Linked DNA regions of Homo sapiens: region 1 is linked to region 2. Evidence: read pairs that join two places in POLR2A ChIA-PET (ENCODE). Cell type or tissue: K562. All regions are shown on one strand. Links, peaks and the distances in the headings refer to the core of each region. The heading gives the core; the rest is flanking DNA.

The links. ChIA-PET counts read pairs that join two places held together with the same protein. Peaks named below come from ENCODE experiments on the same cell type or tissue, not always from the same donor. Only the 100,000 strongest peaks of a DNase experiment are listed, where the experiment ranks them.
Region 1: POLR2A ChIA-PET joins it to region 2 with 7 read pairs; 1 of 35 experiments calls an interaction of 5 or more read pairs at or near these places.

What each region holds. Positions count from the first base shown.
Region 1 is chr1:225,847,620-225,853,466 of GRCh38, reverse strand. It overlaps TMEM63A (transmembrane protein 63A), which reads left to right. Exons shown (of 25, transcript NM_014698.3): 20 at 698-803; 21 at 3,388-3,555; 22 at 4,455-4,570; 23 at 4,913-4,975. Among named protein-coding and RNA genes, the nearest start is that of TMEM63A, 32 kb to the left of the region's middle. RefSeq lists enhancers at 1,257-1,306, 2,691-3,237, 5,066-5,115 and a silencer at 1,397-1,446. In K562, for the core only: no CTCF peak of the experiment used is centred there; DNase peaks (open chromatin) are centred at 3,286 and 4,654.
Region 2 is chr1:226,113,225-226,120,352 of GRCh38, reverse strand. No RefSeq gene overlaps it. Among named protein-coding and RNA genes, the nearest start is that of ACBD3-AS1, 31 kb to the left of the region's middle. RefSeq lists an enhancer at 4,469-5,273. In K562, for the core only: no CTCF peak of the experiment used is centred there; a DNase peak (open chromatin) is centred at 3,487.

The DNA of each region.
Region 1 (5,847 bases), core at 295-5,294, 270 kb after region 2:
GGCAGGCGTGGCCTCCTCCAGCCTCCTCTCTAGCTCACAGGCTGGAGGAGAGAGCTTGGGACTTTGGCATTTGAAACGGTTTGATCGCACACATACATACATACAACTCAAACCAACAGACTCTTTTTCTGTAGGCACCCATTTGCATAAATTCTTAGCCAAACCCCAGATGTCAAAGGCATTTTCGGCTTGTGGCATTTATTCCAGGATTCCCTGAACTGGAGGGTGTGGCTTTCTCTTTTATTCTCCTCTGCCATGGTGGGCACTGTGCGAGGAAAGTGGGAGAAGTGCTGCATTCCTTCATTTCATTCTCAGCCCCCTTATGAGCTGGGCACTGCTAGTATCCCGATTTCACAGAGGCATGAACTAAGCTGGCCCAGGATCCCCTGCTAGAAGGGCTGGAGTCACTCTACACCTCTTCCCTGACCACCTCTTCCCTCCAGGGGCTCACATGCCTGTTGGGTGGAACGAAGGGAGCACTAGCAAACACGCATCACCATGCCTCGGGAGGGCTGGGTGCACTGAGTGAAGCAGGGCAGGCTGGGAGGGATGGGAAGGACCTTGGGAGGCGGGGAGCCACGCATCTCCTATTTCCAAAGTCCTCCTCCACCCTGCTCTCCCATCACCACTTAGAGAGCACAAAAGGGTGTTTGAGGTGGAACAAGTCCATGAGCTCCTCACCACCTCCTCCTCCCAGAACCAGGCCTTCCAGTACGAGTTTGGAGCCATGTATGCATGGATGCTGTGTGTCTTCACTGTCATCGTGGCCTACAGCATCACTTGTCCCATCATCGCGCCATTTGGTGAGTGGCCCTGGAGCCTGTCCCAGGGTACATGGGTACATGGACGGCTGATTGCACCAAACCTCTCGGGGACAGCTATCACCAGGGCACAATGGAGTTCCCAAAACCACAGCCACAAGAGCCACAAGCTGCTAAAGACTCACGTGACACCAGATTTCACTCATTTCTTTCTTTTTTTGTTTTGAGACAGGGTCTCATGCTGATGCCCAGGCTGGAGTGGCATGATCTTGGCTTACTGCAACCCCCACCTCCTGGGCTCAAGCCATCCTCCCATCTCAGCCTCCTGAGTAGCTGGGATTACAGGTGCCCGCCACCATGCCTGCCTAACTTTTTGTATTTTTAGTAGAGATGGGGTTTCACCATGTTGGCCAGCCTGGTCTTGAACTCCTGACCTCAGGTGATCCACCCGCCTCAGCCTCCCAAAGTGCTGGGATTATAGGCATGAGCCACAGCACCCGGCCTCATTCATTTTTAAATGAATTCCTCCCACTGGCCCTCAGCTAGGACCTCTCTTAGTATTTCTGGTCTGAGGTTCTCTGCCCACTGACTATGTCGTTCATGGTTGATTTCTTTAGCAGCAAGTAAGACAGTGCCAGAGTCACAATCAAAGCTCTCGTGCTGCTTTCACTCTGGCAGATGCCTGCCTCCACGTGGATTACCACATTTCTCACCTCATCCTACAAGGCAGTTCCTGTTTCTATTCCCCCTTCACACAAAATAACTTCGTATGTTGTTAGTAAGCAGGAGAACCAGCCTTTGAACTCAGGACTGTTTAAAGACCAAGGTCCTGGCCACTGAAATAAAACATCTGCAACTGGCAGATTAATGAAAGGCTCTAGAAGGAAACAAAAAACCCAAGAGACTGCTGGCAGTGATAGCTGAGTTTTAGGGGGAAAAGTTGTTTTAGTTTTCCCTGTATACTTTCTTGTGTAGTTTTAAAAATCTACAGTATTTACACTTTCAAAACAAAATTTATTTTTTAAAAAAGAACCTGGGGCTGGGCACGATGGCTTATGCCTGTAATCCCAGCACTTTGGGAGGCCTAGGCAGTGCATCACCTGAGGTCAAAAGTTCAAGAACAACCTGGCCAATATGATGAAACCCTGTCCCTACTAAAAATACAAAAATTAACTGGGCATGGTGGCAGGCGCCTGTAATCCCAGCTACTCGGGAGGCTGAGGTAGGAGAATCACTTGAACTCAGGAGGCAGAGGTTGCAGTGAGCCAAGATTGCACCAGTGCACTCCAGCCTGACCAATGAGCGAGACTCCATCTCAAAAAAAATAAAAAATAAAAAAACAAAAGAACCTGGCATAATAGAAAAGGCAGCACCCACTTTCTGTTGGTCCCCTGTGTGCTCCTGTGCCACCCCTGGGGTAAGACCCTTGGGCCTCATTCTCTGTTGACTGTGATGAGGGCAGGGATCAGCCGGGTGGGAGAAGGCCAGGGGTGTGGGAGCACTGACATACAGGGGCTCAGCATGGGAAGGGCTGGGGAGGAATTGAGGCCAGGCATCCAACTGTGAAACAGCCTCTTTCCAAGATGATTCTGGAATGTTAGTGTTCTGTGGGGACAGGATCACAGACACTGTGACTCCCTTGGTGCAGGGTCTGTCCCACAGACCCTGACCCAGCGACGGATGAAAGACATACACTGCCGGGTGCGGTGGCTCTCGCCTGTAATCCCAGCACTTTGGGAGGCAAAGGTGGGCGGATCACGAGGTCAGGAGATCGAGACCATCCTGGTTAACATGGTGAAACCCTATCTCTACTAAAAATATAAAAAATTAGCCGGGCATGGTGTCAGGCGCCCGTAGTCCCAGCTACTTGAGAGGCTGAGGCAGAAGAATGGCATGAACCCAGGAGGCGGAGCTTGCAGTGAGCCGAGATCGCACCACTGCACTCCAGCCTGGGCAACAGAGACTCTGTCTCAAAAAAACAGACAGACAGACATACACTGACAGATATTTTGCCTGTCAGTGCGGCTAAGGGGCTCTGCAGCCTGAGTCTGCAGTGTAGTCCTCAATGCCAGGCGAAGTTCGCATTTATTTAGTACAGACTAAATGACAAAGGTCTCGAGTAAACACCACTAGAGGGTAATTAACATTGCCGACCCCCTGAATAGCGAGCAATCATGCACCAGTGGATGATCAAAGGTTGGTCTTAGGACCACATGAGTAAACAAGCTATTTAGGTAAACTCCCCCACATTCCTATGTATCTGCACCCTAAGCTTTTAAGAGAATTCAGCTGCCTTCAGCCAAACCCTTTACTGAAGCTATGCAAACCTCTCGGCTTTCCAAGAAGGTTTGTGTCTATTTCCTATAACTTTATCTTAAATTTTCTCCCACCACCCTGACCGATCCCCTACACCTTGGGGTCACAGATAAGTGAGGAAGTGGGTAGGAGAGAGAAAGTGAAAAAAAACTAGTAGCCAGAGGTGCAGGATGCCTCATTTTGTGTTCAGGCAGTAGAGCAGCAGCCCCAGCCCTGGCTCCTTGCCAAAATAGCCGCCCCGGAGAGGAAGAGGACAGAGGTGTCTGTGTGGCCCTGCGAGGTCTCCAGCTCACAGCCCCATCCCCTGCAGGCCTCATCTACATCCTGCTCAAGCACATGGTGGACCGGCACAACCTCTACTTCGTCTACCTCCCAGCCAAGCTGGAGAAGGGGATCCACTTTGCCGCTGTGAACCAGGCCTTGGCAGCCCCCATCCTGTGCCTCTTCTGGCTCTACTTCTTTTCCTTCCTGCGCCTGGGTGAGCAGCCCTTCTGACCTGGGGCCAGCCCTTGGCCTCCCAGCCCTGCATCCCCACCAGCCAGTCAGATCCCTCATTGCTTTCACAGCATCAGCATGGCATCCAGTCAGAATGTGGTGCCCAGAGTGAGGGCTGGTTAGGTGTCCCATCAGAACGTGGTACCCAGAATGAGGGTTGGTTACATGTCTAGTCAGAATGTGGTGCCCAGAGTGAGGACTGGTTAGGTGTCCAATCAAAACATGATACCCAGGGTGAGGGGCTGGTTGGGTGTGGTGTTGACAGCCTGGCTCCTAAGCTAGCCCGAGTGCAGGTGTAACCCTTGTGAAGGCCTGGTCAATTGTCCCATACATCCCTGGAGAGAAGATAGTGCCTTTATCAGCTGTGCAGGGACTGAACCAGAGGAAATGGGGAAGCTGATCCAGATTTGCCCTTTGAGGCTGGTGGTTGGGCCCAGCTCCTTGTACCTCCTGGCATGGAAGAGGTGGGGACGTGGAGGAGAGAAAACTGACACTCCTGGGGGAAAGACACGTCTGCCCCGGTCAGACTGGGGGTGTGGGAGGGTCCATCCTCTCTAGCCCAGGGCACTGGAGACTGGAGGGAACGGACCAGCAAGGAGGCTGAAGAATTGCCATTGACTTGGCACCCCAGTGCCTGAAATCTGACCAGGGATGATGCCAGTCATTCAGTGGGTCCCTCTGTGTGTTCCTGGCTGTGAAGACACCATCCTTGCTGCTGGAGTTGAGGGGTGGGGGTGGGGGGTTAGGCCTTACCTTTATTTTCTGCCTGAGGGAGAAGTCACGGGCAGTTTCCACACCAGGTGCGGCCCCTTCCTCAGCAGGGTGAGGGTAGGTGGTGGCCCCTCCCTGCCCACCCCAAGGCTAGCCACCCTCTATCACCAGGTATGAAGGCCCCCGCCACTCTGTTCACCTTCCTGGTGCTGCTGCTCACCATCCTGGTCTGCCTGGCTCACACCTGCTTTGGATGCTTCAAGCACCTCAGCCCTCTGAACTACAAAGTAAAGGCCCCCGACCCCACTGCCCGGTCAAGCCCTGGGAGGAACAGATGGTGGGACGGGCTCGCTGTCAACCCCGCCCACCCTTGTCTGTATCAACACAGCAGCAGCCTTCTCCAGATTCTGCTTCTCCATGGGAAAGGCGTGGGTGGTTGGGTGCCATGTGTAGCTTCCCTTCCTCCCCTCATCCCTGCACTCCCCCACCCCATCCTCTCTCGGGCTGCTGGGGAGCTTGGTGCCAGCTGGTACTATTATTCCGGGTGTTAATAGTCTGTGTGTTTGGAGGGTGTTTGTTCACAGAGATCAGTTTTGTTTATCATCGCAAGTTTTTGCTGTTATCTGCAGACAGAAGAGCCTGCAAGTGACAAAGGAAGTGAGGCAGAGGCCCACATGCCCCCACCGTTCACAGTAAGCTGTGCCCCTCAGCCTCTGAGCTTGTCGCCCTTTTTTTTGCTTTGGTTGTAACAGTCCCAACCAGATGGGCCCCGGCAAATCTTTGATCATCTCTTGCTAAGATCACATGGCAGGCAAGTTTGTGAATTAATGGCAGAGAAGGAATCCTGGTCCCCCTGGGTATTTTAACCTGCATATTTGAAACTGTTGAGGAGATAGAGTCTTGTCTCGATTCATGGCCATCCCCCTTGGTTTCAGTTCCCTGCTCTCTTTCCTTCTCTGCATATTTAATGCCTGGTGAGTTTGGGGCTTTAGTGAAGGCACATGGTAAGGCGCTAGGGTTTGACAAAGGTTTGTCATCAGCGATGCACCTGCCTGTGCGAGGTCCTCCACTAGGCTCCAAGAGGGTGTCAGGCAGACTTCCCTTTGAATTCAAGAAATGAACATTGCACCTGCTTCAGAGGAAGACCCCATGGTAGAGAGACACAGGGCTCCTTGCCTTCCTAGTTCTCTCTGCACACAGCCTCCAGGGTCCTGCTCCTAGGGTGGGGCTGGGAAGGGAAAGCAGAGCCCCAGGGTTCCAGAGCTGTAGTCACCAGCCTTCCTGACAGCCGTGGCCAGGACAGAGCCGACCTCATCTGCAGGGTTCTTTCTGGTGGCTGCCTCCCAGGTGTCAGGCTCTCTTATCGGTGTCTGTCCTTGGACAAGTTCCAAACAAGGGAGGGCCTCAGAAGGACTCATTACCCAGCGACACACCTGTGGCTATGCTGGCCAAGCAGGGAACATGCAGGACAGGTGGATGATGTCAAGCCCTCACAGCCAGGGTCTCAGGAGGAGTATGGCAGGGCTCTGTGCCTGGGGTCAGTGGCTGGAGCCTGGGATTGGGA
Region 2 (7,128 bases), core at 1,087-6,086:
CCTCGGCCTTCCTGGGGCCCCTTGGTTCTGGGGAGGGACCCATTAGTAAATACCATTGCTCACTTGCTGCTTTTAAATCTCCTGAACGTTGGCGGGGCACAGTGGCTCACACTTGTAATCCCAGCACTTTGAGAGGCAGAGGTGGGTGGATCATTTGAGGCCAGGAGTTCGAGACCAGCCTGGCCAAGACAGTGAAACCCCGTCTCTACTAAAAATACAAACATTAGCCAGGCGTAGTGATGTACGCCTGTAGTCCCAGCTACTTGGGAGGCTGAGGCAAGAGAATCACTTGAACCAGTGAGCAGAGGTTGCAGTGAGCCAAGGTCGCACCACTGTACTCCAGCCTGGGTGACAGAGTGAGACCCTGTCTCAAAAAAGCAAACAACAAAAAACAAAACAAAACAAACAAAAAGCCCAAAAATCAATCTCCTGAACGTTGTGAATTTTTCATTAAATCCAAAAAGCTGGTGGAACGAGCACAGGCTTTCCACCCTCTCACCTGCAGAAGAGGCGGAAGCCAGTGCTGGTTTGATGGTGCCCTCTTCATTCCCATTGAGGTTGGAAAGCTGCCCCTCCCCAGCAGCCCTGGCCTCCCCTAGGGTGATGCTCAGGCCTGCCCTGGCACACAGTGAGGGTGGAATCCTGAGAAGCCTATGGGGAGGGGAGCCAGACCTGGGGCTTCAGGTGGGAACCACCCAGCTGCCTTCATTACAGCTCTGGGGCTGTCCTTCCCACCACCGCATCCCTGCAGCTTGAGAGGGCTTACAGCCCATTCAAGAGAGACAGGCTTCATCCTCTGTGCACAGGCAGAATGCACCTCGTGCAGTGGATTGCCGCCATCCTTTTCTGTTTATTCTTCATTCATTTGTCCTACCCACAGTTCCTGACACTTGTTTCGAATCAGGCTCTCCAGTAGGGGTGAGGGCGGAAACATAAAGACATATTTTTCTGGGGTTCACGGAGAGTGATTCTTACTTCCTCATATTGGGGGGTTGGGGGGGACACTCTGACTTCACCATTTACTAGCTGTGTGACCTAAGCAAGGCAAGTCACCCAGCCTCTCTGAGACTGTTTCCTTATCTATAAAATGGGACCAAGGGGGACTTGCCCAGAGACCTCCACTGTGAGTCTTGGCTGTAGGTTGTGAAGGGTTCCAGTGGAACGTCCTCTGGCCACAGCAGAAAGATAGCCTGGGGCTCTGGGGACTGTGGAGATAGGCCAGACCCTCCTCCTGGAAGGCCCTTTGTCTCTCTTCCACCTTCCTTCACCCACCTGGGGCTCCTCCCTGTTGTCCAGTGATGTCCAAGGGCCTGCTGCCTGTGGCTTGGCTGATTGAATATTGAGGGTCACTGAGGACTCCTGTCTGGGACAGGGACAGATACACCACAAAGGGAGAAAGAGCTCTCTAAGCCTCTTGAGTCATGAGGCCCCATCCTTGTTCTGGCTCTCCAACTTGCCCTGTGTGACCTCCTCGCAGGGCTTCCCCCATCCTATGAGGGCCTGCTCTGGACATGTCTGGAAGGGGGTGCACACCTCCCTGCAGTCAGGCGTCAGCCCGGGGGAACTGGCTATGCTTCATCCAGACCCTTCCTCTCCTCCCTTAGAAATAGACTCCCAGCTCCAGAAAATGCCCATTCACACCAGGAAGGTCTAAGGATCCTCCCTACCCTGTACCCCACCTCATACCCATCAAAGTAGCCCAGGGTCCCCAGCAGTCAAGGTCCCCAGCCTCAAGAATTTGCTCATTAAGAAAAAGCTGATTCCCCCTCCTTCACCCTTCCCTTCCTCCCTCTTCCCATCTCCTCCCCTCCTCCACACCATGAGCAGCAGGCCAAGGTGGGAGGGGAGACAGACACCACCACCCCCGCCACCCACAGCAATCTTAATTGCCTAGATGAATCTAGACAGAGGCCGCCTGAGGCAGGAGCCTCATGTGGGGATGGCACCATGAGAAAACGAACAGTTCACCGCACCCACATTCATCACCATCATTCTTCATCACCTCTCTGTTAGTGTCAGGGGCTTCTTTAATAAAACTTTTAGCTGACAGCTGCCACTGTCCCTCAAGAAGTGACATGCCTCTGCTGGAACAGATCATCAGGAGAATCCTCCCCCAACTCCCCTTCCCGACCTGGTTCCCCCAAATATCAACAGCCCTTTTGTCATCTGGAATACAATTGCCATTTGCCCCCATCCAAAGGGAAAGAGTGGACCCCACCCCACCTCCTACAGGATAGAGTCCAGCCCTCAGGAGTTGCGTGGTGAGGGCAGTCAGAGAGACCCGCTGTGGAGACTTTGCAATACTTGAGGTCTCTGGTCACCCTGAGGGCTGAGTGAGCAGGCCTTTGGGACTCTGGAGGATGAGGCCCAAGCCAGGACACTCCTTGCTTTGCTCCTAGCCTCTCCCAGGTTCCCACGTCCCTAGACCCACTCTGGTCCTGCCCTCCTCTGGCCTTGGCTGTCACTGTCATCTGCGCCCATCAAGCTAGAGCGCTATAAGGCAGTCTCATCTCCAGGGCTGGGGCTGGAGGTGCTCCTGACAGGCAGCTTCATTATCCCACTGGCAGGGAAATGTTTGCTGCATACCTGGGAGCCTAAACCTTACAGCTGGAACACAGGGCTGCACAGAAGCCAGGTTGCTGGGGGCTGGGGAAGGGAGGGGAGTTGTCCCTCAATACCCTTTGGCCCCTTCAGAATGTTGAGCTACATGAATGTTACCCAACAAGTAAATAAATAAAATATTCATAAAAACTGAGGCATACAGCCGTGTGCAGTGGTATACATCTATAGTCCCAGCTACTCGGGAGGCTGAGGTGGGAGGATCGCCTAAGCCCAGGAGATGGAGGCTGCAGTGCGCTATGATCATACCCATGAATAACCACTGCACACTCCAGCCTGGGCGACATAGAGAGAACCTGTCTCAAACAAACAAACAAACAAAAAAAGTGAGGCATGCAAAGGAAAGAACATCACTCACAACATCCTGAATTGCGGGTGCATGGGGGAAGCTGGGGTGCTCATCCCTCAGAGCACAGTATCTGTCTACCAGCACTCTCCCCTTAGCTCCCAGTTAACACTGGTTGGGGCACTCAGGATATTGTCTAAAAGTTAATCACGGGCCGGGCGTGGTAGCTCATGCCTGTAATCCCAGCCCTTTGGGAAGCCGAGGCAGGTGGAAGGCTTGAGGTCAGGAGTTCAAGACCAGCCTGACCAACATGGTGAAACTTCGTCTCTACTAAAAAACAAAAATTAGTCAGGCGTGGTGGCAGGCACCTGTAATCCAAGCTAGTCGGGAAGCTGAGGCAGGAGAATGGCTTGAAGCCAGCAGATGGAGGTTGTAGTGAGCCAAGATTGCACCACTGCACTCCAGCCTGACTGACTCCATTTCAAAAAAAAAAAAAAGAAAAAAAAAAAAGAGAGAGTTAATCACTTAAGGCTAGCCCGAGTTTCTTGTCATTGAGAACCTTGTCTTTGTTATCTCTTTCCCCAAGGCCCCTGCCTGTGGACCGTTGAATATATTTGTGAAGGGGAAGAGAAGGGAGAAGGCCATGTAGAATTGGCCTGGGAGCAGAAGTCATCTTTCTATGGGAGCAGAAAGACCCCCATTTTCCCTGCAGCACCTCAGCAGGGGAGCATGTGCTTCTGGGCTGTGCCTGAGGTCCTGGCATCCTTTTTGTTTTGAGACGGAGTTTCACTCTTGTCGCCCAGCTGGAGTGCAATGGCACAATCTCAGCTCACCGCATCCTCTGCCTCCTGGGTTCAAGCGATTCTCCTGCCTCAGCCTCCCGAGTAGCTGGGATTACAGGCACCCGCCACCACATCTGGCTAATTTTTGTATTTTTAGTAGAGACGGGGTTTCACCATGTTGGCCAGGCTGGTCTAGAACTGCTGACCTCAGGTGATCCACCTGCCTCAGCATCCCAAAGTTCTGGGATTACGGGCATGAGCCACTGCGCCCGGCCCAGGCATCCTTCTTGACTGTGGCACTAAGGGCCCGAACACGGCTCACCCTGACCCTCCTCTGAGAAGGAGGGATTAGTGGGTAAGCGGCCTCACACCCTCAGTGGTCTGGAAGGCTGCAGGCATGCGAAAGTTTGCATCACACTCAAGAGAGACCAGAGAGGGCCCTAGCTACCCACACATGCGGAGGAGAACATCGTGACTGGCACACTGCAGAGGAGACAGGAAAGGGCCTGGGGGAAAGCAAAAGCAGCATCAGACTTGTAAAGTTGTCTGGACTTTGAATATGTTCCTCACAATCTACACACAGATCCATTAGCAAACAGTGGAAGCTTTACTGGCTCAAATTGTTTCTCACAACCTCTGACCAATCACTGGCTTCCAGGGACAACCCTTAGAAAGTCAGGCTTAACTCTCCCTCTCCCTCCACCTCCCCCTCCCCCTCCCCTCTTTCCACTGTCTCCCTCTGATGCCGAGCCGAAGCTGGACTGTACTGCTGCCATCTCGGCTCACTGCAACCTCCCTGCCTGATTCTCCTGCCTCAGCCTGCCGAGTGCCTCAGGCGCGCACCGCCACGCCTGACTGGTTTTCGTATTTTTTGGGTTTCGCTGTGTTGGCCGGGCTGGTCTCCAGCTCCTAACCGCGAGTGATCCGCCAGCCTCGGCCTCCCGAGGTGCCAGGATTGCAGACGGAGTCTCCTTCACTCAGTGCTCAATGGTGCCCAGGCTGGAGTGCAGTGGCGTGATCTCGGCTCGCTACAACATCTACCTCCCAGCCGCCTGCCTTGGCCTCCCAAAGTGCTGAGATTGCAGCCTCTGCCTGGCCGCCACCCCGTCTGGGAAGTGAGGAGCGTCTCTGCCTGGCCGCCCATCGTCTGGGATGTGAGGAGCCCCTCTGCCTGGCTGCCCAGTCTGGAAAGTGAGGAGCGTCTCTGCCCAGCCGCCATCTCATCTAGGAAGTGAGGAGCGCCTCTTCCCGGCCGCCATCCCATGTAGGAAGTGAGGAGCGTCTCTGCCCGGCCGCCCATTGTCTGAGATGTGGGGAGCGCCTCTGCCCTGTCGCCCCGTCCGGGATGTGAGGAGCGTCTCTGCCCGGCCGCCCCGTCTGAGAAGTGAGGAGACCCTCTGCCTGGCAACCGCCCTGTCTGAGAAGTGAGGAGCCCCTCCGCCCAGCAGCCGCCCCGTCTGAGAAGTGGGGAGCCCCTCCGCCCGGCAGCCACCCCGTCTGGGAAGTGAGGAGCGTCTCCGCCCGGCAGCCACCCCGTCCGGGAGGGAGGTGGGGGGGTCAGCCCCCTGCCTGGCCAGCCGCCCCCTCCGGGAGGTGAGGGGCGCCTCTGCCCGGCCGCCCTACTGGGAAGTGAGGAGCCCCTCTGCCTGGCCGGCCGCCCCGACCGGGAGGGAGGTGGGGGGGGTCAGCCCCCCACCCGGCCAGCCGCCCCGTCCGGGAGGGAGGTGGGGGGGTCAGCCCCCCGCCCGGCCAGCCGCCCCATCCGGGAGGTGAGGGGCGCCTCTGCCCGGCCGCCCCTACTGGGAAGTGAGGAGCCCCTCTGCCCGGCCACCACCCCGTCTGGGAGGTGTACCCAACAGCTCATTGAGAACGGGCCATGATGACAATGGCAGTTTTGTGGAACAGAAAGGGGGCAAAGGTGGGGAAAAGATTGAGAAATCGGATGGTTGCTGTGTCTGTGTAGAAAGAGGTAGACATGGGAGACTTTTCATTTTGTTCTGTACTAAGAAAAATTCTTCTGCCTTGGGATCCTGTTGATCTGTGACCTTACCCCCAACCCTGTGCTCTCTGAAACATGTGCTGTGTCCACTCAGGGTTAAATGGATTAAGGGCGGTGCAAGATGTGCTTTGTTAAACAGATGCTTGAAGGCAGCATGCTCGTTAAGAGTCATCACCACTCCCTAATCTCAAGTACCCAGGGACACAAACACTGCGGAAGGCCGCAGGGTCCTCTGCCTAGGAAAACCAGAGACCTTTGTTCACTTGTTTATCTGCTGACCTTCCCTCCACTATTGTCCTGTGACCCTGCCAAATCCCCCTCTGCGAGAAACACCCAAGAATGATCAATAAAAAAAAAAAAAAAATAAATAAATAAATAAAAAGAAAGTCAGGCTTAAAAATAAAAACAAGCAGGCTGGGCGCAGTGGCTCACACCTGTAATCCCCGCACTTTGGGAGGCTGAGGCAGATGGATCATTTAAGGTCAGGAGTTGGAGAACAACCTGGGCAACACGGCGAAACCCTGTCTCTACTAAAAACACAAAAATTAGTTGGGTATGGTGGTGCACACCTGTAATCCCAGCTACTCGGGAGGCTGAGGTGGGAGAATCGCTTGAGCCCAGTGGGGTGGGGATGGAGGCGGAGTTTGTAGTGAGCCAAGATTGCACCACTGCACTCCAGCCTGGGTGACAGGTGACAGAGTGAGACTCTGTCTTAAAAAATAAAATAAATAAATAAAAACAAGCAGGAAAACTACTGAGCAGATCAGCGCCCGGAATAAAGGTTACTAATATTACAATAATATTTTCATTAGAACGTTCTAATTATAAAAATAAAACTTGTTTTCTTAAAAAAGAAAAGCAGCAGAAATAGCAGCAGCTGCACACTGTGAGGAGAAGGCAGACTCCAAAGAATCAGTCCAAGCCAGCCACTAAATGAACAAACAAGACGGCAACAACAATGCTGGGAAAGGGAACTGGAATCCACAGTTGTTACAATATATTTTATTTATTTACTTATTTATTTTTATGTTATTTTAATTTTTTTTGAGATGGAGTCTCACTCTGTTGCCCAGGCTGGAGTGCAATGGTGCGATCTCGGCTCACTGCAACCTCCACCTCCCGGGTTCAAGGGATTCTCCGGCCTCCACCTCCCGAGTAGCTGGGATTACAGGCATGCACCACCATGCCTGGCTAATTTTTGTAGTTTTGTAGAGATGGGGTTTCACCATGTTGGCTAGGCTGGTCTTGAACTTCTGACCTCAGGTGATCTGCCTGCCTCAGCCTCCCAAAGTGCTGGCATTACAGGCATGAACCACTGTGCCCGGCCTTATTTTATTTATTTATTTACTGAGACATGGTCTTGCTCTATCACCAAGGCTGGAGTGCAGTGGCACAATCTTGGCTCACTGCAACTTCTCGGCCTCTGAGTAGCTGGGACTACA